Regions from separate parts of the Homo sapiens genome. Here region 2 is linked to region 1. A link is a loop called in an ENCODE intact Hi-C map of the cell type or tissue named here. Cell type or tissue: OCI-LY7. All regions are shown on one strand. Each heading gives the region's core, and the rest is flanking DNA. Links, peaks and the distances in the headings are about the cores only. Region 1 has its middle 70 kb from the start of LINC02111. Region 2 overlaps BASP1 (brain abundant membrane attached signal protein 1).

Region 1 (12,567 bases), core at 6,189-8,688:
GCAGCACTTCTGGAGTTGTTCGTTCCTCCTGGTGCGCTCGTGGTCTCGCTGGCTTTAGGAGAAAAGCTGTAGATCTTCGTGGTGAGTGTTACAGCTCATAAAAGCAGTGTGGACCCAAAGAGTGAGCAGTAACAAGATTTACTGCAAAGAGTGAAAGAACAAAGTTACCATAGCGTGGAAGGGGACCCGAGCGGGTTGCCACTGCTGGCTCAGGCAGCCTGCTTTTATTCTCTTATCTGGCCCCACCCACATCCTGCTGATTGGTAGAGCCCAATGGCCTGTTTTGATAGGGCGCTGATTGGTGCCTTTACAATCCCTGAGCTAGATACAAAGGTTCTCCACGTCCCCATCAGATTAGTTAGATACAGAGTATGGACACACAGGTTCTCCAAGGCCCCACCAGAGCAGCTAGATACAGAGTGTCGATTGGTGTATTTACAATCCCTGAGCTAGACATAAAGGTTCTCCAAAGCCCCGCCAAACTCAGGAGCCCAGCTGGCTTCACCCAGTGGATCCTGCACCGGGGCTGCAGGTGGAGCTGCCTGCCAGTCCCGCGCCATGCGCTCACACTCCTCAGCCCTTGGGTGGTCGATGGGACTGGGCGCCGTGGAGCAGGGGGTGGCGCTCGTCGGGGAGGCTCGGGCTGCACAGGAGCCCACGGAGGCGGGGGAAGGCTCAGGCATGGCGGGCTGCAGTCCTGAGGCCTGCCCCGCGGGAAGGCAGCTAAGGCCCGGCGAGAAATCGAGCACAGTGCCTGTGGGCCGGCACTGCTGGGGGACCCAGTACACCCTCCGCAGCCACTGGCCCGGGTGCCAAGTCCCTCACTGCCTGGGGCCGGCAGGGCCGGCCGGCTGCTCCGAGTGCGGGGCCCGCCAAGCCCACGCCCACCCGGAACTCCAGCTGGCCCACAAGCGCTGCACGCAGCCCCGGTTCCCGCTCGCGCCTCTCCCTCCACACCTCCCTGCAAGCTGAGGGAGCCGGTTCTGGCCTTGGCCAGCCCAGAAAGGGGCTCCCATAGTGCAGCGGTGGGCTGAAGGGCTCCTCGAGTGCCACCAAAGTGGGAGTCCAGGCAGAGGAGGCGCTAAGAGAGAGCAAGGGCTGTGAGGACTGCTAGCACGCTGTCACCTCTCAAAAGGTCTAATTGCAATGATTTCTCCAATTGGAGTTCTAAAGAATATTTGTTTCTAAAGATGAGTAAGGCATTTGCAAACTCTACATGAACACAAACACAGAATTGAAGTCCAAGCAAGAACTCTGCTCCTCTTTGCCTGGGGTGTTTGAAATGAAACAACAGCAACATCTTACTAACAAAGATCAAGGTTCAACTGGCTTCTTAAAGAAGCTGGTGGCGTTCAAGACACTTGACGTGTTTGCTGAAGTCTTTGGAATGCGATGGTAGGATTTGGCAGGTCTGTTTATTTGCAGTGTTAGTATAGAAGCCAAAAAGGGAGCTACAATAGAGTAAAGCAAAACACGATAATCTTGCAAAGAAAAAATCAAATGGAGCAGCACTATGAAGACTCTTATGAAAGGCAGAATAAAAATCTATTTAATGATTTTCCCTGTGAGCACTGTGAAAAAGAAATAACCTTGCCAAAGTAAAATAATTTAAATTCAATTCAACAAACATTTATTGAGTATATACTGCAGGACACATACTATTTTTCAGTGAAAACAAAAATGGGGTTGACTTTTTAAAAAAGTGTAAAAGTTACCATATAAACGTGACCAATATATGAGTAATTTCTCCCTTTTAGTTTTTTCTCCTTTTGGGGAATATTTCTGCCTTATTCTCATAGAGAATGTAATTTTCCTCCCACTTTCTGTATTCTTTTGAAATGTGCATGATTATTTTTCTCCATACTTACTTTTTCTTGTGTTGTTTAATAATATTTAAAATTATATGTATTCTTTATATATAAAAATATGATTTACGATTATATACATATATATCTATATTCTTCTTTTCCCTCTCTCCTTGGTAATAATATTTACTCCCTACTTCCTCCCATCCCTACCTAGAGGAACTGTGGGTGAATATTGGATAGTATTCTTCACTTGGATCAAATAAGCAGAATGAGAGTGAGAACTGGGTTATAATCTTTGTAACTATTATTCTGTTGTGCAAATTAAATTCTCTAGGCCTCATTTTTTTTTCTATAAAATTTACAGGGTGTAAAATGTGAAAAAGTAACCTTCTAGATTCATTACTGGAACTCTTGGTTGAGTTTGTAATTCAGAGATGTCAGGAAGAATGATGGCATATGACACAGATGGCTGATTGGTGGTAATCTATTAAGCTGGCCCTATATTAGCATATATGGAATGTTTATTCAGTTGCTGGGTGGACATGCAAGATATAGCTGCTGAGGCTGGGCCGGGTGGTTTGTGCCTGTAATCTCAGCACTCTGGAAGGCCGAGGTGGGCGGATCACCTGAGGTCAGGAATTTGACCAGCCTGGCCAACATGGCGAAACCTGGTCTCTACTAAAAATACAAAAATTAGCTGGGAGTGGTGGCACGCGCCTATATTTCCGCTACTTGGGAGGCTGAGGCACGAGAATCTCTTGAACCTGGGAGGAGGAGGTTGCAGTGAGCTGAGATCGCCAGGGTACTCCAGCCTGGGCAACAGAGCAACAGAGACTGATATGGTTTGGCTCTGTGTCCCCAACCAAATCTCATCTTGTAGCTCCCCTGTGTCATGGGAGGGACCTGGTGGGAGATGATTGAATCATGGGGGTGGGTCTTTCCCATGCTGCTCTTGTGATAGTGAATGGGTCTCACATGATCTGATGGTTTTAAAAATCAGAGTTTCAGCTGGTCACGGTGGCTCAGGCCTGTAATCCCAGCACTTTGGGAGGCCTAGGCAGGTGGATCACCTGAGGTCAGGAGTTCAAGACCAGGCTCTAACATGGTGAAACCCTGTTTGTACTAAAAATACAAAAAATTAGCCGGGCATGGTGGCACACGCCTGTAATCCCAGTTACTTGGGAGGCTGATACAGGAGAATTGCTTGAACCTGGGAGGTGGTTACAGTGAGCCGAGATCATACCATTGCACTCCAACTTGGGCAACAACAGCAAAACTCCATCTCAAAAACAAAGAAAACAAAACAACAGACCTCCTTCTTTCCTTCTTTTGTAAATTGCCCAGTCTTGGGTATGTCTTTTTTTTTTTTTTTTGAGACAGAGTCTGGCTCTGTCGCCAGGCTGGAGTGCAGTGGTGCCATCTTGGCTCACTGCAACCTCCACCTCCTGGGTTCAAGCAATTCTCCTGCCTCAGCCTCCCGAGTAGCTGGGACTATAGGTGCCTGCCACCACACCCAGCTAATTTTTGTATTTTTAGTAGAAAGGGGGTTTCACCACATTGGCCAGGATGGTTTCGATCTCTTGACCTTGTGATCTGCCTGCCTTGGCCTCCCAAAGTGCTGGGATTACAGGCGTGAGCCACCGTGGCCGACTCTCAGGTATGTCTTTATCAGCAGGGCAAAAAGGGACTAACACAGAGATCCTGCCTCCAAAAAAAAAAAGATATAACTGCTAAATTGTGAAAGGGATCTTGAATTAATAATAAGTCTGAGATAGCGTAAGATAAAATATTTAACTGGAAAGTATTTTTATATCTTATCAAGTAATAAAGCATTAAGGATGCCTGCCTGCTAGGTTGAATATTCCCCAACAATCAACTGATGAATTGGATTAATCCAGAAGACTCCAGCACATCTATTGGGAGATGGTCAGAGAGGTTGCCTGCTACTAGCAATTGAATTGGAGATCAAATTACACTTGTTAGACAGGATTAGTATTCTGTGTTCTATCATCGATGTGACTTCTGAAACGAAACTGTCGCAAACAACATTGAAAGATACTAGAATAGTAGAGAGTGTCACCTGGATGACACCAAACACAAATCAAGACCACTTAGAATATAAGAAACTGGAAGAAAAAAAAAAAGAAAACCCGAAACGAAAACCCCCAAACATAACATCCTTAATTGAGGTCATGTTTGTTCTAATCATGCTCATTTGAGAAGCTTGTAAATGAAAAGACAAGAGACTTCCTACTAAACAGCTGTTGTGGTTGAATTAAGGAGATAAGTGGTGACAAGCAACACTCAATTGCCATATGAGAGCAATACACAGATTGGGGTAAAACAGCCAGAATTAGGGTGGTTCCTTAGGAAGGGTGTCAGATTACCTCTGAGTAAAACCAATTCCCAGGTGAATTTTAAATCTGTTTATGTGGAAAACCTGGTTACTTAAGTAGTCTGTACCTACCAGCACTAGCTCTTTTAGTAGATGAAGTATCTTCAACTAAAGAATTATTTTACTCATTATTTACCTAAATAAGTCTTACCCAGATGGAGGAAAAATTAATTTACTTCACCTAGAATTTTACTACTCTGAGATTGATGATGGGTGCCCCATCTAAAGATCCATTTAGCTAAATGCTCATGTGTGTCTGTGCAAAAGACACTATAAATAGGGGTTTTCATATTTCTGTGTCAAAGAGAATCAACTATGAAGGAAGAGTTATTTATTTATGTTTATACAAGGCAAGCTGTTTTTAATGAAGTCTCTCTTGGGGATCATGAAACAGCTCTACGTGGCCCAAACAAATGATTATTGCTGACTCATCCTGGCCAACGTGGGCCCTTTTTTTTTTTTTCTCTCTCTCTGTCGTCCAGGCTGGAGTGCAGTGGCACAATCTTGGCTCACTGCAACCTCCACCTCCTGAGTTTAAGTGATTTTCCTGCCTCAGCCTCCTGAGTCGCTGGACTACAGGTATGCGCCACCATACCCGACTAATTTTTGTATTTTCAGTAGAGCCGGCATTTCACCATGTTGGCCAGGCTCGTCTTGAACTCCTGGCCTCAAGCGATCCACCCACCTTGGCCTCCCAAAGTGCTGAAATTACAGGCATGAGTCACCACGCCTGGCCATGGGCACTTCTTTCCTCCCTTCTCCGTCTTGTTACTTTGTCTCTAAACCATAGTTCTCCATTTGTGTTCTTGGTAGCATGAGTATCACCTGGGAACTTGTAAGAAATGCATATGGTTAGGCTCATCCCAGACCTGTGGGATCAGGAACGCTGGGGCAGAGCCCAAGGATTTGTGTTTGCTCTCATCAATGTACATGACTGATGCATGCTCAAGTCTGAGAATCAATGCTCTAAATCAGGGGTCTGCAATCTACGGCTTATGGGCAAAGTCAGCTTCTTGACTGATATGGTACAGCTGGTGAGCAAGAAATGATTTTTATATTTTTAAACGTTAAAAAAGGGGGAATAGTATTTCATGAGAGATGAAAATTATATAAAATTTAAGTTTTAGTGTTTGTCCATAAATACAGTTTGATTGGAACATAGTTCCACCTATTCACTTATAGCTTTGCACTACAACAGCAAACTGGGGTCATTGCAACAGAGACCATATGGCCCAAAGGCCTAAAATACTTATTATCTGCCCCTTTACAGAAAGAGTTTGCTGACCCCGCTTGAAATCCTTTGTTCCTTCATCCTCCTCCTCTGTCTCCATGCCCACCCCCCCACACTCATTCCCATCTGAGGCCAGGACTCAGTCTGTGTCATTCGTTGTCACTGATAGTCTCCCATCTTCTTGGAACTCAGGGTCAAAGAGATTGTTGACCTTCACTTTAGCATCGTGTGCAGGGAAGCAAAGAAGCCTCGATTTTCATATGCAAACTGGATTTACTGGTGTCTGTCCAGAGGGAACATTACCCCGTGTAGCTTGCATTCACATTTTTGCTTCAGGGTTGAGGGCATGTATTTTCTTAGCATTTGATTATGGATCTGTTTTTAGAGGAACATGCTGTGGGGCAAAGGCCGGCCTGTTACTGTTTGTTCTGTCTAGAATGCTTTGGCATGCACACGGTAGATTATTGCAAATTGTTGAAATGAATATTTGTGGTTTAGGAACTCGTTAGTTGTCATTCTAGATGAGGTTATGTGTCTGTCAACTTCGGGTTCTCACTTCCTGAAAAAGATCCTCTCCTAATGTTTCATGAATTAAAGGCTCATACACACACTGCAAACTGAAGCAAGAAGTATGAACGCAATTGTACTGCCTGTGGCAAGACAAGATGCTTCTGCCCTGCAACCATCAGCTTCTTTCTGGGACAGTATGCTTATTTGCTTAATGCTAGCATAACCACCACTGAAACTGTGATCTGTGTTAAAATTAATCTTTTAAATCACTTAATAATGTGCTGCAGGAGCGGCCAATTGTACATGGACTACTTAAGTGAACTACTTTTAACATGAAGAGGAATATTTCATTTTGATTTTAATTTCACATTAATTTAGTTATGTGAGTGTCTGACAATGACACAATTTCACTTATTTTTCCCTGGGGAGATGTCAATGAATTCTCAATTTCCTTCCAAGGAGCCAGTCTTAGAATATTTGTGTGGTCTGTTTCATTGCTTTCCTTTTCCGTTCTAATAGGGCCAGCTGGGCTTTGACTCAGTGTAGCCGAGTGGGGGTGGAGGAGGGGGAACTGAATGTGTGTGTTTGTGTGTGTGCACGAACGTGTGTCTTATAAGGAGGGAAGGACTGGCTTGAGTTCCGGATTCAGCAATAAAGGGTGTAGAAGAAACAGCACTATGGAAATTTCAAATGGCAACAAATACAAGTGGAGGTCTACAGTTCAACAAAAATCACGGTTGATTATTAGTAAAAATTTTGTTTTAGACAAAATTTTCTCTCTACAGAGAGCAACTTTCTGAATGTGCACAGTGAGAGGCAGGAAACTGTTTTACTTCCTTGTTGCCTGGGACGAGAAGAAGAAGGCAGTGTCAGGTGAAGAGATGATGGGAAGGCGTGAGTAGTTTGGGAGGAGAAAAGATGGCAATACTGTGAAAAAGGCCTTTGTTGTGTTTATACCAATGACCTTTTATTCTTGCAAGTTTTTAATGAAAAAATTTAAAGATACAGAACGTTGAAAGAATAGTCCAATGAATACCTGTATATGCACCCGACTAGATTTAACAGATTCTTAACATTTTCTTACTTTTGCTTTATCCACCCATCAATGTATCCATCCGTCCATCCATCCCTTGTCCATCTGATATATCTCTCTCTCTCTTCATCCATCCCATTCCATCCATCCAAACTAGGGAGACTGAATAGTGCCCTAATTAAGAACCAGAAGAAGGCTGGGTGCGGTGGCTCATGCCTGTAATCCCAGCACTTTGGGAGGCCGAGGCGGGCGGATCACAAGGTCAGGAGGTCGAGACCATCCTGGCTAAATCATGAAACCCCGTCTCTACTAAAAATATAAAAAGTTAGTCGGGCGTGGTGGTGGGCGCCTGTAGTCCCAGCTACTCCGGAGGCTGAGGCAGGAGAATGGTGTGAACCCGGGAGGCGGAGCTTGCAGTGAACCGAGATCGCGCCACTGCACTCCAGCCTGGGCGACAGAGCGAGACTCCGTCTCAAAAAAAAAAAAAAAAAAAAGAAGAATGGTTTCTGCTCTTGATCTTCAGAGCAGAAGGATGTCTTTTTTTAGACCCACAAAAAGGGGGGTTCCATAAGGGAAGTGAAAGATGAAGGTGACTTTTGTGTTGTGATCTTTATAACAGATTCAATGGGAAGCTAAATGTCTGGCAACGATGATTACTGAGATGAAGGAAGGCAAGGACTTTCATTTGACTGAGTGACCATAACCATGAACCAACCTGAAAATTCGTTGGTATTAGAAAGTAGAAGAGTAAAGCAGATAGATAATTTTATCTTAAATTGTTGAATTTTATTACCAGGTAATACAGAAAATATTAGACTTCTTTTCTGGGGGGCAGGGTGGCGGGGGGGACAAAGTCTCACTGTGTTGTCCAGGCTGGAATGTCGTGCAGTGATCTCAGCTCCCTGCAGCCTCTGCCTCCTGGGTTCAAGCAATTCTTGTGCCTCAGCCTCCCGAGTAGCTGGGATTACAGGCATGCACCACCATGCTGGGCTAATTTAGTAGAGATGGGGTTTCACCATGTTGGCCAGGCTGGTCATGAACTCCTGACCTCAAGTGATCTGCCAACCTTGGCCTCCCAAAGTGCTGGGACTACAGGCATGAGTCACTGTGCCCGGCCAGAAAATAGTATCCTTTTTTATGTTTGTTTTCTCAGTTTGGTTTACTAATACTATCCAAACCTCAGGGTTTTTATGTATTCAGGTAAGAAAATGGAAAATGAAGACAGATTTCCAAGTACACTTCCCCCAGAGTGATTCCATAGTGACAATAGGAATACATGAATGGAAAATTCGCTTAAAAAAGAAGATGTTGGAATTATCCCTTTTATTTCAGTCTCTTAGATATCGCTTCCATGCACGTGCTGAAAACGCAGGTCTCAGGATCCTGCAAAGAACATGGCCTTGTTTCCTCCCGAGTGGCTGAAGACAATTGTAAGCCACAACACTCTCAGCCGTATCAAATCACAGGATATGGATTTTATGGATCTTTTAATTCTTACTTCAGTCTTCCTTACAAAATTTCTTAAATATGAATGGAGAGAAAGTCCGTGTTTCAAAGTAATGTGATTTTGTTTACCACTTAGAAACAATTAGTGACACGTCCTTCAATTCTTTCCTCTGCCTCTTTAAAAGTGCTATTGAGAAGCAAGGAAGCAGGACAGGACAGGCAAGACTGCACAGATAAAGAGGACGGAGCATGGCCAGGCATGGTGGCTCATGCCTGTAATCCTAGTAGTTTGGGAGGCCGAGGTGGGCAGATCCCTTGAGCCCAGGAATTTGAGACCAGCCTGAGCAACATAGCAAAACCCCATCTCTACAAAAAACAAACAAACAAACAAACAAAAAACAAAACGTTAGCCGGGTGTGGTGGCAGGTGCCTGTCATCCTAGCTACTCAGGAAGCTGAGGTGAGAGGATCACCTGAGCCCAGGAGGTTGAGGCTGTGGTGAGCCCTGATGGTGTCACTGCACTCCAGCCTGGGTGACAAAGTGAGACCCTGTCCCCAAAATAAATAAATAAGTAAGCAAATAAATAAATAAATAAATAAAGAGGATGGAGCAGCTTCTGACCTTGGGCTGCTCCGAAGCCCTCCACCACACATCTAGCTTAGCTCAGTCCAGTGGAGCATTAGCTTATCTTTGTGCACTTCAGTGGAATATGCCCCCTGTCTGGCCTGGTGTTGGAGAGTCTTTGGCATCAGGATTTACAAACTCCTCCATCACCATCAACCATCTGTAAATTCTTTGCTTTCGATTGTACTCTTGCTTCTATTCTTCTGCTGACATCTTGGTCAGGGTCCTCAATTTCAGTCTGCTCTGGCTTGGTATTCTGTTAAAATTCCAGCAAGTTAGAATACTGCCTCTCAACTCTCCCCAAAGTTGTCCATGCTGTGTGTGGCACTCCATCAATCCCCCTGAAAACCACATAGCTCAGATGGCCTTGTACTCAAAAGCATAGAATGGCCCCTATGGTGGGTACAGAGAAAAAGTCCTAACCCCCTATTTTTTTTCTATGGCCCTCAATTCCCCATCCAACTTTATCTATCTCTTACAACTCACTAATAAGAACCCCTCTGCCTTGGTTATATTCATTTATAGTTTGTAACTCCCTGAATGTATCACACTGTAAACATCAAAGGCAACAGAAATTATTATTTTTGTAATGAAATCTCGGGGAAAGTGTTAAAGATAAACACCACTGGATGTAGCAAACTTACTTAAAGTTTTAATAGCTGTTATAATTCCATATGAACCTGGCACAGTCCTTATTATAATGAACTTTTTGGTCACAATAGGTGGTAAGACAGAGTGTGTGACTAAATCCCTCCCACCTGGAAGCAGATCATGTTGTGTAGGAAGCTTCATCTTCATATGATGACTTCCTTCAATTTTTCTTTCTCTGTCCTCTTCTTTTGAACTCTCCTTCTTGACATTTATTTATTTATTTATTTTATTTTATTTTATTTTTTTGAGACAGAGTTTCGCTCTGTCACCCAGGCTGGAGTGCAGTGGTGCGATCTCAGCTCACTGCAAGCTCCGCCTCCCGAGTTCACGCCATTCTCCTGCCTCCGCCTCCCGAGTAGCTGGGACTACAGGCGCCCGCCACCGCGCCCGGCTAATTTTTTGTATTTTTAGTAGAGAAAGGGTTTCACCGTGTTGGCCAGGATGGTCTTGATCTCCTCGTGATCCGCCCGCCTCGGCCTCCCAAAGTGCTGGGATTACAGGCGTGAGCCACCGCGCCCGGCCGTTGACATTTATTTTTAAGAGGGTCTGCAGTCCCATGTTCCTGAATGTTTGCCATCCTCAGAACAGCTGGGTTTATTTTGATTGATGTCCATTGCTCATCATGCAAATACATGATTTTCAATCTGATGAATGTTCTGAGGGTTGATTATGCATGGGTGGTCTTGTCCGTGTCAATTCTGGTGGCTTCCCACATTCCCATGCTTATTACTCTAGAGTTCACTTTGCTCACTAATTCTAATCCCTGCATTCCTTTATTCTTAAAATCCTTGTGATGAAATGAGTACTTTCGAATTCAAATATTATATATTTATATGTTTGAAATTAATTTTACTGGCCAGGGGCGGTGGCTCACGCCTGTAATCCCAGCACTTTGGGAGGCCGAGGCAGGCGGATCACGAGGTCAGGAGATCGAGACCATCCTGGCTAACGTGGTGAAACCCTTTCTCTACTAAAAATACAAAAAATTAGCCGGGCGTGGTGGCGGGCGCCTGTAGTCCCAGCTACTCGGGAGGCTGAGGCAGGAGAATGGCGTGAACCCGGGAGGTGGAGCTTGCAGTGAGCCGAGATCGTGCCACTGCACTCCAGCCTGGGTGACAGAGCAAGACTCCATCTCAAAAAGAAAAAAAGTAATTTTACTTTTGGGGTCTAGTTTAGCTGTATATGAGATATTAATACATTAGTTCATGTTATTATTTGTAAATAAATAAATGCACACATATATTGAAGATGAACACTCACCTTTTTTTTTTCTTTTTGAGACAGAGTCTAATTCACTCTGTTGCCCAGGCTGGAGTGCAGTGGTACAGTTTTGGCCCACTGCAATCTCTGCCTCCTGGGTTCAAGTGATTCTTCTGCCTCAGCCTCCTGAGTAGCTGGGATTACAGGCATGTGCTCCCACACCTGGCTAACTTTTGTAGTTTTAGTAGAGATGGGATTTCACCATGTTGGCCAGGCTGGTCTCGAACTCGTGATCTTAAGTGATCCACCCTCCTTGGCCTCCCAAAGTGCTGGGATTACAGGTGTGAGCCACTGCACCTGGCCAATCCTCACATTTTTAATGAGGGGTACATGATAATATGATATTAAAAACTTGGATACCTTTTAATTTTATTTATTTATTGATTGATTTTTTTGAGACAGCGTCTCACTCCTGTTGCTCAGGCTGGAGTGCAGTGGCATGATCATGGCTCACGGCTGTCTTGACTTTCTGGGCTCAGGTGATCCTCCTGCCTCAGCCTCCCAAGTCGCTGAGACTACAGGCATATGCCATCACACCGAGTTAATTTTTTTGTATTCTTTTGTAGAGATAAGGTTTCGCCATGTTGCTCAGGCTGGTCTTGAACTCCTGGGTTCAAGCAATCCGCCCATCTCAGCATCCCAAAGTGCTGGGATTACAGGCATGAACCACTGCGCCCAACCATTTTATAATTTTTTACCATTGGTTTGACATTTATCATGTTTCACAATATGTAATTATTTTTTAAACAGCTTTATTGAGATATAATTTGTATTTCATAAAATTCTTTCATTTTATATATACAATTAAATTACTTTTAGTCAATATGCAGAGTTATGCAGCCTTCAGCACAATCGAATTTGAAAACATTGTTATTATCTCCCAAACATCCTCTGTGTCCATCTGCAGTCACTCTCTGTTCCCACACCCAGCCTCAGGCAACTGATGGTCTACTTTCTGTCTCTATAGATTGATTTGCCTCTTCTGAACTTTGCCTAGAAATGGAATTATACACTACGTGGTTTTGTGACTGCCTTCTTTCACTTGGTATATATTTTTGAGATTCTTCCATGTTGTAATGTGTATAAATACTTCATTTGTGTATTCTTCTTAACAGTATTCCACTGTATGGATATACCACATTCTGTTCATCTGTTCACCAGTTGCTGGCCTTTGAATTATTTCCAAATGGCTATTACAAATGAATAACGTTGCTATGCATATTCATGTGGACGTATGTTTTTATTTCTCTTGGATAAATTCCTATGAGTAGAATAGGTGGGTGATATGGTAACTTCATCTCTAACTTTTTTTTTTTTTTATGAGATGGAGCCTTCCTCTTGTCACCCAGGCTGGAGTGCAGTGGCATGATTTCGGCTTACTGCAACCTCCTCCTCCCGGGTTCAAGTGATTCTCCTGCCTCAGCCTCCCAAGTATCTGGGATTACAGGTGCCCACTACCACGTCCGGCCAATTTTTTGTATTTTTAGTAAAGATGGGGTTTCACCATGTTGGCCAAGCTGGTCTTGAACTCCTGACCTCAGGTGATCCACTCACCATGGCATCCCAAAGTGCTGGGATTACAGGCATGAGCCACCATGCCTGGCTTTTA
Region 2 (12,567 bases), core at 6,979-9,478, 49 kb before region 1:
GAGGATTGATTGCTTGAGCTCAGGAGTTAAAGACTAGCCTGGGAAATATAGTGAGACTCCCATCTCTAAAAATTTTTTAAAAATCTATTTTATAAATAAAATGTAAAAGGCTTAGGCAATGATGATTTAGATAAATGACCAAAGATGGATGGTTTATCTAAAGACCAAGACCAGATTGCACAGTAAGGACACAATAAGAAGTTCTTAAGAATTAAGGTTCGTTTTTTTACATTTATGTAGGGAATACACATGTGGATGCTGACTGTGCATTTCCTTATCTCAGAAGCTCCTAAAACCATTTATAATGTAGCAAGCCTGTTTGCTTTACTTTTGCATACCGGTTGTTTCACACAATAAGACCTCTCCAGGTTTAGTGGTCACTGTGGCAGTTCTTCAGCATTTTAGTTGTTGAAATGTCTGTCCCTTTCCCAGTACTTAAGAAATCCTAAGTGTTGTAATACGAGAGTACTATGAAGGTAAATGACTGCAGAATGAAATACTGTAAGGTAAAGGACTATTTCAAAGAGACATGATCTAACGTTTACTATGTGGAGATCTTGTGGAGCCATTACTCTGGAATAATTCAGATTTAACCATATTCATGTAAAAGAGAGCATGTTGAGTTGGAATAACCATCAGATTTGGAATTTATCTCATTGGCTTCTCTCCCCCCCACCGTCTGCATAACAAAGTGTTCCACTTCAGCAAACATCTGGACTTAACTTTCTGAATCTCCCAGAACTTTGCGCTGTCAAGATTCCTCCCTCAACTTTCCACTTTAGTTTTGATTTTTATCCTTTGTCTCATCCTATCTTCCCATAGATATTTTCAGTTCTTGCAAATCCTTGTAAACAAATAAAAGTCTTGCCAAAATTGCACGTTTCTGCCGTTACCAACACTCTCTGGTATTGACCATTGTGGCTTTCTCTTCTGGCGCCTCATGTGCTCTGTGAGCCCTTTCAAAGAGGCAGGTGTCTTCACTCCTTTATCGAAGTGACTCTAGGGTCCGTTGTTGACAGCCCATCACCGGATCAATTTGCGCCATCTCTTCTTATCTTTTGTAACCTTTTTGTAGCAGCATATGCCTCCTCCAAGCTGCTTTGTAAAATTTTCTCTTTTGATTTTTTGAGACATCATCTTTTCCTTTCTAACTCCTACAAGAGCTGTTTTTCTGCTTTCTGTCATCTAAGTAATTTTCCCTATTAGGCAACCTTTATAGATTTAGAGTCCATCTTTTCTCACTCCAAGTATCTGAGAGTCCTCTCCTTCCTCTTAAATATCAATAGGGTTTTCTAATAATCTCAACTGGACATTTCCTCTTTGTTCCCTTTGACATAAACACTTTGCATTTACCCATCCTCATCTGTAGAAAGCTTATTTGTTCTTCAGGGCAACTTATCATGATGGCTAAGAAACCTTAACGTTAACCTGGTTGAGTGAGCCAGAGTGCCTGCATTCACCTCACACCTCCACAAATAACTGGTTGGTTGATCTTGGGCAAGTTATTTATCTCCTATGTGTCTTTGTTTCCTCATGCTAAAGTGGGGATAGTAATAATTCCTCCCTCGTAGAACTGATGAGATAGCTAATGAGTTGATATGTGTAAAGATAAGTATCAAAACAGTCTTATGCTGAGTGTATATGAATAAGTATTTTTTATATTTCTACTGTCTCAGACTCTACCTTCTCTATAAATCTTTCTGATCCTGATCTCAACTAATCGTCATCTCTTCTGGTGAAACTATTGCTTTTCCTTCTCTTGATAACGTTTGACTTACTCTCATTTATATTTTAATTGTCTTCATATGTCTTCTCCCTCTTGCTAGACTAGGCTCTTCACTCACTTATGTTCCCTGTCACGTCTTACACCTAAAGATATTTCCTCACTAAGATCAAATCTTCTTTTTTTTTTTTTTGAGAAGGAGTCTTGCTCTGGCGCCCAGGCTGGAGTGCAGTGGCACGATCTCGGCTCACTGCAAGCTCCGCCTCCCTGGTTCATGCCATTCTCCTGCCTCAGCCTCCCGAGTAACTGAGACTACAGGCACCCGCCACCACGCCCGGCTAATTTTTTATATTTTTTAGTAGAGATGGGGTTTCACCGTATTAGCCAGGATGGTCTCGATCTCCTGACCTCATGATCCGCCCGCCTTGGCCTCTCAAAGTGCTGGGATTACAGGCGTGAGCCACTGCACCCAGCCCTAATCAAATCTATTTTTCTAGACTAATTCTGAACATCAGAAGTTCTTGAGATCACTCTGGATGTTGACTTTTACAAATTATATTGTGACAGAGTCTCATTGTGTATCTTTATGGGGTACAAAGTAGTATTACATTTTTTTTTTAACATTTCTTTTCTTTCCTTTTCTAATAGAGACAGGGTCTCACTATTTTGCCCAGGCTGGTCTCAAACTCCTGGGCTCAAGTGATCCTCTTGCTTCGGCCTCCCAAAGTCCTGGGATTACAGGCATGAGCCACTGCACCCCAGCTGGTATTACAATTTTTGAATAAAATGTGGTAAGATAAAATTAAGGTAATGAACATTGCTCACCTCAGATATTTATGCATTTTGGATTTTTGATGAGAGATCCCCAAAGACCCTGTGCCAGTGCATCTGTAGGACTAGACTGGGCTTCATGAAGAATAATGGAGGCGTTTCTTGTGATTAATCTTCTTTTGTATTAGGGACTTTCTGACTTTGTAGATCCAACTCATCTGGATCACCTCTTTGGGAAAATTTGGTTGTAGAAATGTGAGTGTGTGCTAATCTGTGTATGTGTACTTTGTTCCCTCAAGTTTGTTGCATATCTTTATCATACTTTTTTACAGTGAGGAACATTTTTATTGTGACAAGGTAATAAATTGTCTCGAATGTTTTCTCTAAATTTTTACTCATGATATTTCAAAGGTTTACCTAGAAACTTAGACATGGGTTGGCACCTCTTAGGACAGTTTCCTCTCCCCAGAGGACATCTGCATCCTCTAAATGATGGGGATGTTATTAGAATTGCTAAATATGAGCCTTGGCTGAATCAGACACCGACAACAATAATTTCAACAATGGAAATTGCCACCAGGCACTGAAGACTTGACAAGTCACTGCGACAGAGCACATACTGGTTGGAATACTAAAAATACACATGGGCTGCATTACCTTTATTTCATTTTCCTCTTTTAGAATAAAAATTTTGACCTTTAAAAGAAAAGGGCCAGTCACTTGTTGAAAATAGAAATTGCTGGACATAAATATTTTAGATTTCTTTCTTCTGACAGTATTGAAAATACTTTGTATGTGTTGTGCTTTTTTATTGTTTGTAAATTCTTTTCTTTATATAAAAAAGAATTTTTTCCCTCTTATTCCAACATTTGCTTCAGGTAGGTTTGACCAATATCTTGGATTCTTTCCACTTGTGTAATTATAAACCCAACTTGTTGGTGATGGATTTGCTTGTAGATGCAACTCAGTTGTAACTTTGTGTTACTTAAAAAAAATTGTTAGTGGATTGGCTGGTGTATAATTCTTGTTAACCTTTGCAGCTCTGAATTAGTAGATGATAGTTGCTTGTCCAAGGGTACACAGTTAATGTGCTGCAGCCACACATTGAACTTTGTCTTGAAACTTTGATTCATTCCCTGCATCTTTGTAAGCAGATATATTTTTTTCTGATTATAAGATGGAAACAGAATGAAAAGGAGATGACTTCTTGTCTTGATTGCAATGATGAAGCTGCAATCAAACCAGAAATAACACTCCAGTCTCTGACACACATTGTTGCATATTTATGTTGGGTTTTGCTATAGACTTGGAGCCATCTTCTCCATTGTCATCTGTCTGATCTCATCCTTAATAACTTTATTCTGCTGGTTCTAGATGAAATGGTTAATAAATCCAAATTTGCATTTTCAAAGTAGAAACTTTATAGTGGATAGGGCCTTTGTATGATTCAAACTGCCCTATATAGGAAGTGCTTAGATATTATAATAATGCAGGGAAAGAAGATATAAATAGGAATGGCATGTAAAGTAGTGAACATAGTAACTTTCAAATCATATGGAGAAATTTGATATCATTTTCTTATTTTATATGGCAGTTAATGTATGCCAGTGATTCTTATTACATTACAGAACCATGGTATTGTTAATTGACAGAGCAACGTAAATGTAAAAATGTGTTAATGAAAAATCTAATTGGAGATATCATGGAGCACATGTGGTAATTATGGGAAGGACCCAGTGCATGTAACCCCCTTGGCTTGTGGGTGGATAACTCCTGGAAATTGTGCATTGTGCAAGGTTGCATTTTCTGAAGAAGGGCAATGGTATATTGGGGGGCTTGCCATTTTTCATCCAAAAACCATATCATGCGAAGACTTGAATAACATTAAATAATGGATGTAACCAACAAAGTGCTACTGAAATGAAGGTTCAACAGTCCACAAATGGTGAGCCTCTGCATATCAAACCTTCTAAAATTAAGTGTATAGGCTGAGATAAACATTAGCATTTCATTACCCATAATTTTGCTTGCCGCCAAAAATGCAGAAGGGCTCTTGAGAGCTATTTGGATGACCCTGGTCTCTGGAGGGCATCTTTTAGAAACCTGATGGCATGTCATCACTTAGACCTGCCACAAAGCACTGAAATCCTCTTAATGGTGGTAATGATAACACTATTGTTTTTCCTACTTGATACTCCTTTTGAGCCAACATTTCTCCCTTTCTTGCTCTCCTATATCCAAACAACCTGTTTAGTAAGTGTTTTATTTAAAGGACTAAAGAAAGGAAGTAATAAATGATAGTTCTCAGAAACCTCACATTTCATTGCAAAGCTATTAGAACAACTTCCAGCTCAAATGTTAATTAGATACCGTTCTGATATATAGGGTTGTGTCTTTAAATACTGCAGGAGTCTTGACCCAAACCCAAAGAATGCATAGGCAGCAGGGCTGACCCATGCGTTTTCACTTGGTACCAGCAAAGGGATTTGAGAACCCTTAGTCACTGCAAGGGGCAGAAGTGTCTTCTATTAAGGACATAATAAGTCCTGCTGAAGAACAGGTCAGCTCAGTAACTCCAGTCGCCACAGCAGTTGTTGGTCAAATTGGGTTCCTCTGGTAGCACCACAGAGCAAGGGACACTAACCCGTTGGGCTTCCCGATTCATTGCTGTCACTTTGGGGCAGAATGGAGGTATGATTTAAATCCTACAGTGCGGGATATTTTCACCCTGGTGTGTCTCTGACAGTGTCCTGCTATAGAAGTTTAAGGAACAGTATATGTGGCTTCAATTTCCATAAGTTAAAAATGCAGGAAAAAGATTATGTCTGGAGGAGTAGATTTTCAGAAAAAGCGGTTTTAAGGATGATGAAAAGAGAATTTATTCAAAATGAGAGGCATTTTTTCTGTTCCTTCGCCACCTCTCCCTCCCTTGCTTGCTCTGTTCTGTCTCCCTCCCTCCTTATTTCATTCTCACTCTTGCTCTTGTTCATCTAAGAGTAATGAATCTTTGCCTTATTGTGTTTGAATTCACCATGGCCTCCTTGTTGATATTCCTAAAGTTGGCATTAAAAGCTATATCTGGGGTGGGGCATGGTGGCTCACGCCTGTAATCCCAGCACTTTAGGTGTCTGAGGCAAGCGAATCACCTGAGGTCAGGAGTTTGAGACTAGCTTGGCCAACATGGTGAAACCCCGTCTCTACTAAAATACTAAAAATACAAAAATTAGCCAGGTGTGGTGGTGCACAGGTAATCCCAGCTACTCAGGAGGCTGAGGCACGAGAATCACTTGAACCGAGAGGCGCAAGTTGCAGTGAGCCGAGATCGCGCCACTGCGCTCCAGCCTGAGCGACAGAGCAGCAAGATCCTGTCTCAAAAAAAAAAAAAAAAAAAAAAAAATCTGACCTGGAACTCTTTCTCAATGTAGGAACTCCAAACATAATCTTTCAAAATGTTGCCTGTGGATAGCTCTGTAAAAATGGTGATACACCCTGGTTTCGTTTTGTTAAGTGGTTGTATTGCGCTGGAAATTTGGGGCTGAGAACTTTTCCCACTTTATTTTTCTCAACGTTTCTACATAACACTAAACTGAATATCACATTAGTTTTCGAGAATTGTGATTAGCCCTTGTGAGATTGATTTAAACTATATTTGAAAGGATAATTTAAAGTATCTGTAGGCTGATACTACTTAGCATCGCATAAAAGGAAAAGATGGTTTGATTGTTTTTAGGAAGCACGCTTGCTCAAAGAGATTGGGTCTTGCAAGGCAGGACCACCAGTGATTGGTAGATGACCCATCAAAAGTAGGTAAAGGGGAAACAACCGAGTGTCTTCCACAGCCAGGGCACTGTGAGCTAGTTCTGCGTGAGTGAAGCTGATGAAACCTGACTTTTCTGACAGTTATGACGCTATTTGAGATGTCTTCAGTGAGCCATTCCATCCTGACTCATTCCTTACAGAGTTTACACATTATTCTGAGAAGATTTTCTAAATATAATTGAAAATGTTAAAAAACATTCTGTGCTTTAATAAATATTTGGATGTCATTTTACAATTTTTGTTTGTATTTTTTTTTGCTTTTTTTTTTTGAGACGAAGTCTTGCTCTGTCACCAGGCCCCAGGCTGGAGTGCGGTGGCACGATCTCATCCCGCTGCAACCTCCGCCTCCCGGGTTCAAGCGATTTTCCTGCTTCAGCCTCCCAAATAGCTGGGACTATAGACGCACGCCACTGCACCTGGCTAATTTTTGTATTTTTAGTAGAGACGAGGTTTCACCATGTTGGCCACGCTTGTCTTGAACTCTCAACCTTGTGATCCTCCTGCCTCAGCTTCCCAAAGTGCTGGGATTACAGGCGTGAGCCACCGCTCCCAGCCCTTTTTTTTTTTTTTTTTTTTTTTTGCTTTTTAAAATTTTTTTTATTTCTAATTTTCAGCAAGCTTCACGTTGAAATGACGTATGAAGACATCCAATCATAGTAATAGCAGCTGGTTGTCAATTTAATCTTCAGGGTGTAAGATGATATATTTTTATGACAGTGATTAGTAGATGTATTGAACTCTGTTGATAATACCACTTGTTTCTTTATCTTGCATTGCATTTTATTTAGTGCCAGAAGCATTCATAAAATTATTTTTCCCCCTAGAAAGAGAATACACTTTAAGTATCGTTGTTTTACTGATTAGGAAATTTGAGATCCAGAGTGGGAGGTAACCACTGAGTCTCATAGCACTTTGTTGACAGTGGAGACCAACCCCTAGCACACCTATCGTTTTTAGCAAACTTCATACTGAGTGCTAGGTGGCTTGTTTTTGACACAAGTCAAACAAATAAAATATTTCATAATTTATTTTTTTCTTATACGGCATTTTGCTATCTACTCTTCCACCTTTATTTTCTCAAACTGAAAGACTGAATTTTAATACAGTAGGCTGTGCTAATGGAGTGGTGTAAGGTAAGAAAAAATGTAAGTGCGTATTAGGAAAGTTCTGGATGAGTTGGTCATGTCAGCAGCCAAATCATGGTTGTTTAGTGAAATTATTTGCTATTAAGTGTGTACAGAGGGGATCCTATTATAGTTTGTAAGAATTGTGGTTTTTTAGTGAAATTCTTAGCTATTAAAATAGCGTGTACAGAGGGGATCTGGACCCAGTGTGTCCTGTGGATTCTGTGTACAAAATAAACACAGCAGATGATCTGAAGGGATAAGGAATATCTTCTGTGTTCCCTGACAGGCTTCCTGGAGAAAAAGGAACAAGCAATTGGAAAACTCGGTAGAGGAGATTGTCTCTATTACAGAGTGTCTTCATTATAACATCAGATTTCAAATTATTTCTCACCTTTACTCTCCCAAAGAAATTTTCATATTAAATTTAAGCTCTCAATAGTAAGAAGGAGTTTACTGGTTTTTCTTTTTGGGGGGTTTGCTATTATAGCAATGCATAGGACCACATATTTTTCCTATAAATAGAAATTTCTGTAAAATAAGAAATACTTGTTAGCTCTAAGACTCAACAGAATTGTTTTAATTTGCTTTGGAGGAAGAATTAAAACCTATTTTTTAGGCCTATGTTCATTCTTTATTTTTATTTATTGATTTTTTAACCAGATCCTCTGAAGACACTAAAGTGTAGTTGTCTCTGAGGACAAAAACAAACGAACAAACAACAACAAAAAAACTTCACCTTACCTTGCTGACCTAGCTATGAAGTTGCTCTTTTATGGCCTTCCTAGGCATGAAGAAGTTAGAGAAACTTGTCTTTAAAAGTTTCATGAACGTTCATAAATGTACACGTTTATTTATTAGGGAACATGATTTGCTGCCAATAAACGAAAGAAAGATTTGTGTCAGGACTGAGTGTGTAGTCTAAGCTAACATCAGTTGTAGGAAGTGAGACTCAGAAGGTGATGGGTATGTATTCCACGGATGCAAACACTTTTTGAGTTTCCTGGCAGGTGTAGGCAAAAAAGGACCAGGCTGGTGTGATGAATAATCACTTCCAACCCTCCCTCTGACCTTTTCAGGCCTCCCTCTGATTTGCCTGCTTTCCAGCCCAGGTTGCTCTGATCAACTCACAGTGCTCGAATGGCACACTCTCTTCTCTCTTCACCGAAAAGCAGAACTTTATCACATTTCTTCCAGAATAGCTGTTTCTAGCCAGGTGGGATTAATTGGATGGAGGCTTGGTTTTATAAGGTGGAAGGGAATAAAACTAGTCACAAGATAGTTGTGGGGGATTTTAAAGATGTAAGTTAGTATCTCTATTAAGCTATTTGACATATGATAAACAAACAGTATTCTTCTGCAGGAAGTAGCAAAACAAAATGACATTTGACAATGTTAGCTTCTCTCATTAACATGGTGTGTTTAGCTTATTAGCCAAGATAAGCTGTAGACCAGGTTTTTACCCTTTACACGTGAAATTTGAGGCATTAAATGAGTAAAAGAATTGGGATTCCTTTTCCATCTTGGTGATCAAAACACTTTTCTCTTGTTTCCTTGGACCAAGTGATGAAGAGGTGGTGAGGGGACAGCAAAAAATGCAATTACATTTCTTCTCTTTATTTTTATTTTTTGAGACAAGAGTTTTGCTCTTGTTGCCCAGGGTGGAGTGCAATTGTGCGATCTCGGCTCACCGCAACCTCCACTTCCCAGGTTCAAGCGATTCTCCTGCCTCAGCCTCCTGAGTAGCTGGGATTACAGGCATGCACCACCACATCTGGCTAATTTTGTATTTTTAGTAGAGACGGGGTTTCTCCATGTTGGTCAGGCTGGTCTTCAACTCTTGACCTCAGATGATCTGCCCGCCTCGGCCTCCCAAAGTGCTAGGATTACAGGTGTGAGCCACCACACACAGCCCCCTCTTCTCTTTCTCTGATCACTCCAATACTCGTTCTAATTGGGAGGAATGGATTTAACTAATCTTTGGTTTTTATCTCTGTGTAGAAACTGATTTCTTGGCAGAATGGACTGTTAATATATTTAAAAAGACTGAAAACCTCTTAGAATCTTAAGTAGTAAAATATTCAGAGCGAAGAAGTAGAGATTTTACCTTTACAATATGGTGACAACAGATAACTGTAAAAACTTCTTTTTCAAATAGAACCAGCAGGAGCATGCATGGAACACATATACCAAACATCTTTCTGATAACATTAAACATTTTTAAAAGATGTTAAATGTTCTTTTCATTGTGGTGCTTCAGATTCCTGATTCTAGAACTTGTGTGTGTGGAACCTGTGTGCTAACTATTCTGTTGGAATTTACCAGCAAAGAATTATCTAAGAATTTTCAAACTAAATGATGGGGGAAGGAACTAACATTTTTGCAGTCCCTGGAAATGTAAAATGTTGTACTCACATGGCCTCACATTAAATTCCCATTAAATTGACATTTAAAAAAATTTTTTTATTTTAAAGGAAACGGAAGGACGATGAGATTAAATAACTTGCCCAAGGATTCTGGGTGGGTGTGCTGTGGAGGTGGGATTTTTATACTCTGCCATGACCCAATGTGCAAAGTCTCCTTGAAATTCAATTCTTGTCCAATATTTACCAGATTAAACTCAGTGAAATTCCTCTCTCTACTACTGTTTATGGTTATTTTCTATGCCAATATTAATCGGTAAGCCTGTCATTTTCGCCCTTGTGGCATCGAGTTTTCTTTGAAGGACAGCTTTTTTGTTTGCTTTTTGTTTTTTGTTTTGCTTTGTTTTGTTTTGAGGCAGGGTCTCACTCTGCCCAGGCCATAGTGCAGTGGCTGATCTCGGCTCACTGCAACCTCTGCCTCCCAGGCTCAAGCCTCCCCAGTAGCTGGGATGATAGGTGTGCACCACCACGCCTGGCTAATTTTTGTAATTTTTGTAGAGACGGGGTTTTGCCATGTTGGCCAGGTTGATCTTGAACTCCTGACCTCAAGTGATCCACCCACCTCGGCCTCCCAAAGTGCTGGGATTACAGGTGTGAGCCACCACACCCGGTCTTTAAAGGACAGCTCCAGAATTAGCTTTTTTCTGAGATGTCATAACAGAGGTCAGTTTTAGTGTTTGGTTAATACATAAACACATAGAACTGAGGTCAGTGCCTTCAGCATTGGTCTGAATTTTGTTGCTGTGCTACAAAATTCTAGTGAATTTCCTAGTTGTGGAGAAATGCAAAGTCAGTCTCGGCCTTTTCAGTAGAGCTTTGGTTTAGTGACTTTTTTAGTTGAAGTGACTTTTCAGCATGGATTGTCTATTGCTGTATTTTTTTAACTGCTTTATTTTAATCTTAGAAGTTCCAACTTCTAACTTTCTATACCAAATGATGTCTTTCAAAATTAGAAGTAACAGAAATGAATGAAATCGGCTGGGCATGGTGGCTCACGCCTGTAATCCCAGCATTTCGGGAGGCCGAAGTGGGCAGATCACCTGAGGTCAGGAGTTCAAGACCAGCCTGGCCAACATGGTGAAACCTCATCTGTGCTAAAAATACTAAAATTAGCTGGGCATGGTGGCAGGCTCCTGTAATCTCAGCTACTCGGGAGGCTGGGCAGGAGAATTGCTTGAACCTGGGAGGCGGAGGTTGCAGTGAGCCGAGATTGTGCTGCTGCTGCACTCCAGCCTAGGTGACAGACTGAGACTGCATTTCAAGAAAAAAAAAAAAAAAAAGAAAGAAAAGAAAAAGAATGAAATCATTAAACTGTATGCTCATTGCTTTCTCTTGGTAAAAAGCTTCTCTGGCAAATAGGAAGATGAAATGTTGAGAGGCAGAGGATACTCAAAATACTGAATTTCTTCCTTATTCCCTCAACACCTGAGTTCTGAACTACCCCAGGTGGCACCATCCTTGTAACCCAGGCGCATAACATTCCTGGGCTGAGAGCTTTGCCCCATTGCCGGCTTCTCAGTGGAGTTCCTTCTATCCCCTCTGTGGTGCCTTCCTGCCTTACTGAATTTTGCTGGACTTGGCCTTTGCTCATAGTACAGCTCCACGAACTCAGCTAGTAGGATTTCCTTATGGGTAAAAGGAGAATGTGAATGGCATACTACCCCATGGTGCTGTTGAGATTACATATTTTATGTAATATATTTATGAGTAGGATTGTGCTTGATACCTAGGAAACAGTTAATAGATGTTGTAGGCAAGGTCTTCACGCATATGGTCTTGGGAAATAATGAGACAATCCTGCTTTTCGAGGGTTCAGGTGGGTCCTATGAGCGTCCCTCTGATACCTCAATATAACCAGTAGAGGTAAATTAGCAAAATGCCAGGGGCGTTTGTTAACTTTGTTTGAAAAACAAACTGGATTGAGACATATTTTCTTACTTATAACTTGATTACGTGTGTTCATTTTCGACCCAGAAACAAATCGCAGCTGGGCATAAAACAAAGAATAGAATGTGGCCTTAACTATGTGTCAGAAAAGCCAGTTTTAGTAACTCAGATTTTAGGTTTGTAACCCAACATGACTTTAAACCTCTGGGGATTGCTGTATAGAATTTCATGCTGTGGGTGTCAGAAAGCAGCACCCCATGTTATACTTACTGGACCCCCTATGTTTGCACTTTATCTTAGTGTCTGTAATTTCTAAGTTGGTGTATGGGTTTCTATTACTGGATTGAGAGAAGATCCTAAAGGCAGACCTGTTAGGTTTCCTGTTTCTTATTTAGCTCAACCTAAGGGACCCAATGTATTTTGAAATATCAGAGCTGAAATTATATTTGGTATAGGCCATTCGTGCATACTGACTAGTTAAGAATTCAATGGAAGAGTTATAAACTATAATTTAAAATATTGATCCGGTTTATTTCTTTATATTTTCATGTACTGCTCTGTGATTGCTTATAGGATGAAAGTATATTTAATTGTATTTTTTGCCATGTATGTTTGTTTCTACTTTTGAGGGAGAAATAATCAAAAATTAAATCCAATAGAGCCTGTCTGAAGCAGGTTATGACCAATTGCCACCCCCTTTTCTAAAAAAAAAGGACATGTAAGAGAATCTTAGGTAACATCATAAAGACCTTTCTTGAGAATATGAATAGTATTTTAGTCAAATTTCAGTTTATTGCTTTTCTCTTCCCCCAACTACTGA

The links. Hi-C counts contacts between places; a loop is a spot of excess contacts. Peaks named below come from ENCODE experiments on the same cell type or tissue, not always from the same donor. Only the 100,000 strongest peaks of a DNase experiment are listed, where the experiment ranks them.
Region 2: it touches region 1 in a loop (2.7-fold over the local background); 7 of 110 quality-filtered maps call a loop at or near these places.

Annotation. Positions count from the first base shown.
Region 1 is chr5:17,311,206-17,323,772 of GRCh38, forward strand. No RefSeq gene overlaps it. Among named protein-coding and RNA genes, the nearest start is that of LINC02111, 70 kb to the right of the region's middle. RefSeq lists an enhancer at 215-856. In OCI-LY7, for the core only: no CTCF peak of the experiment used is centred there; DNase peaks (open chromatin) are centred at 6,506 and 7,536; H3K4me3 peaks cover 1,813 bases; H3K27ac peaks cover 2,500 bases.
Region 2 is chr5:17,260,949-17,273,515 of GRCh38, forward strand. All of the region lies in intron 1 of BASP1 (brain abundant membrane attached signal protein 1), which reads left to right. Among named protein-coding and RNA genes, the nearest start is that of BASP1, 50 kb to the left of the region's middle. RefSeq lists a silencer at 6,211-6,340. In OCI-LY7, for the core only: no CTCF peak of the experiment used is centred there; a DNase peak (open chromatin) is centred at 8,453; H3K4me3 peaks cover 1,998 bases; H3K27ac peaks cover 2,297 bases.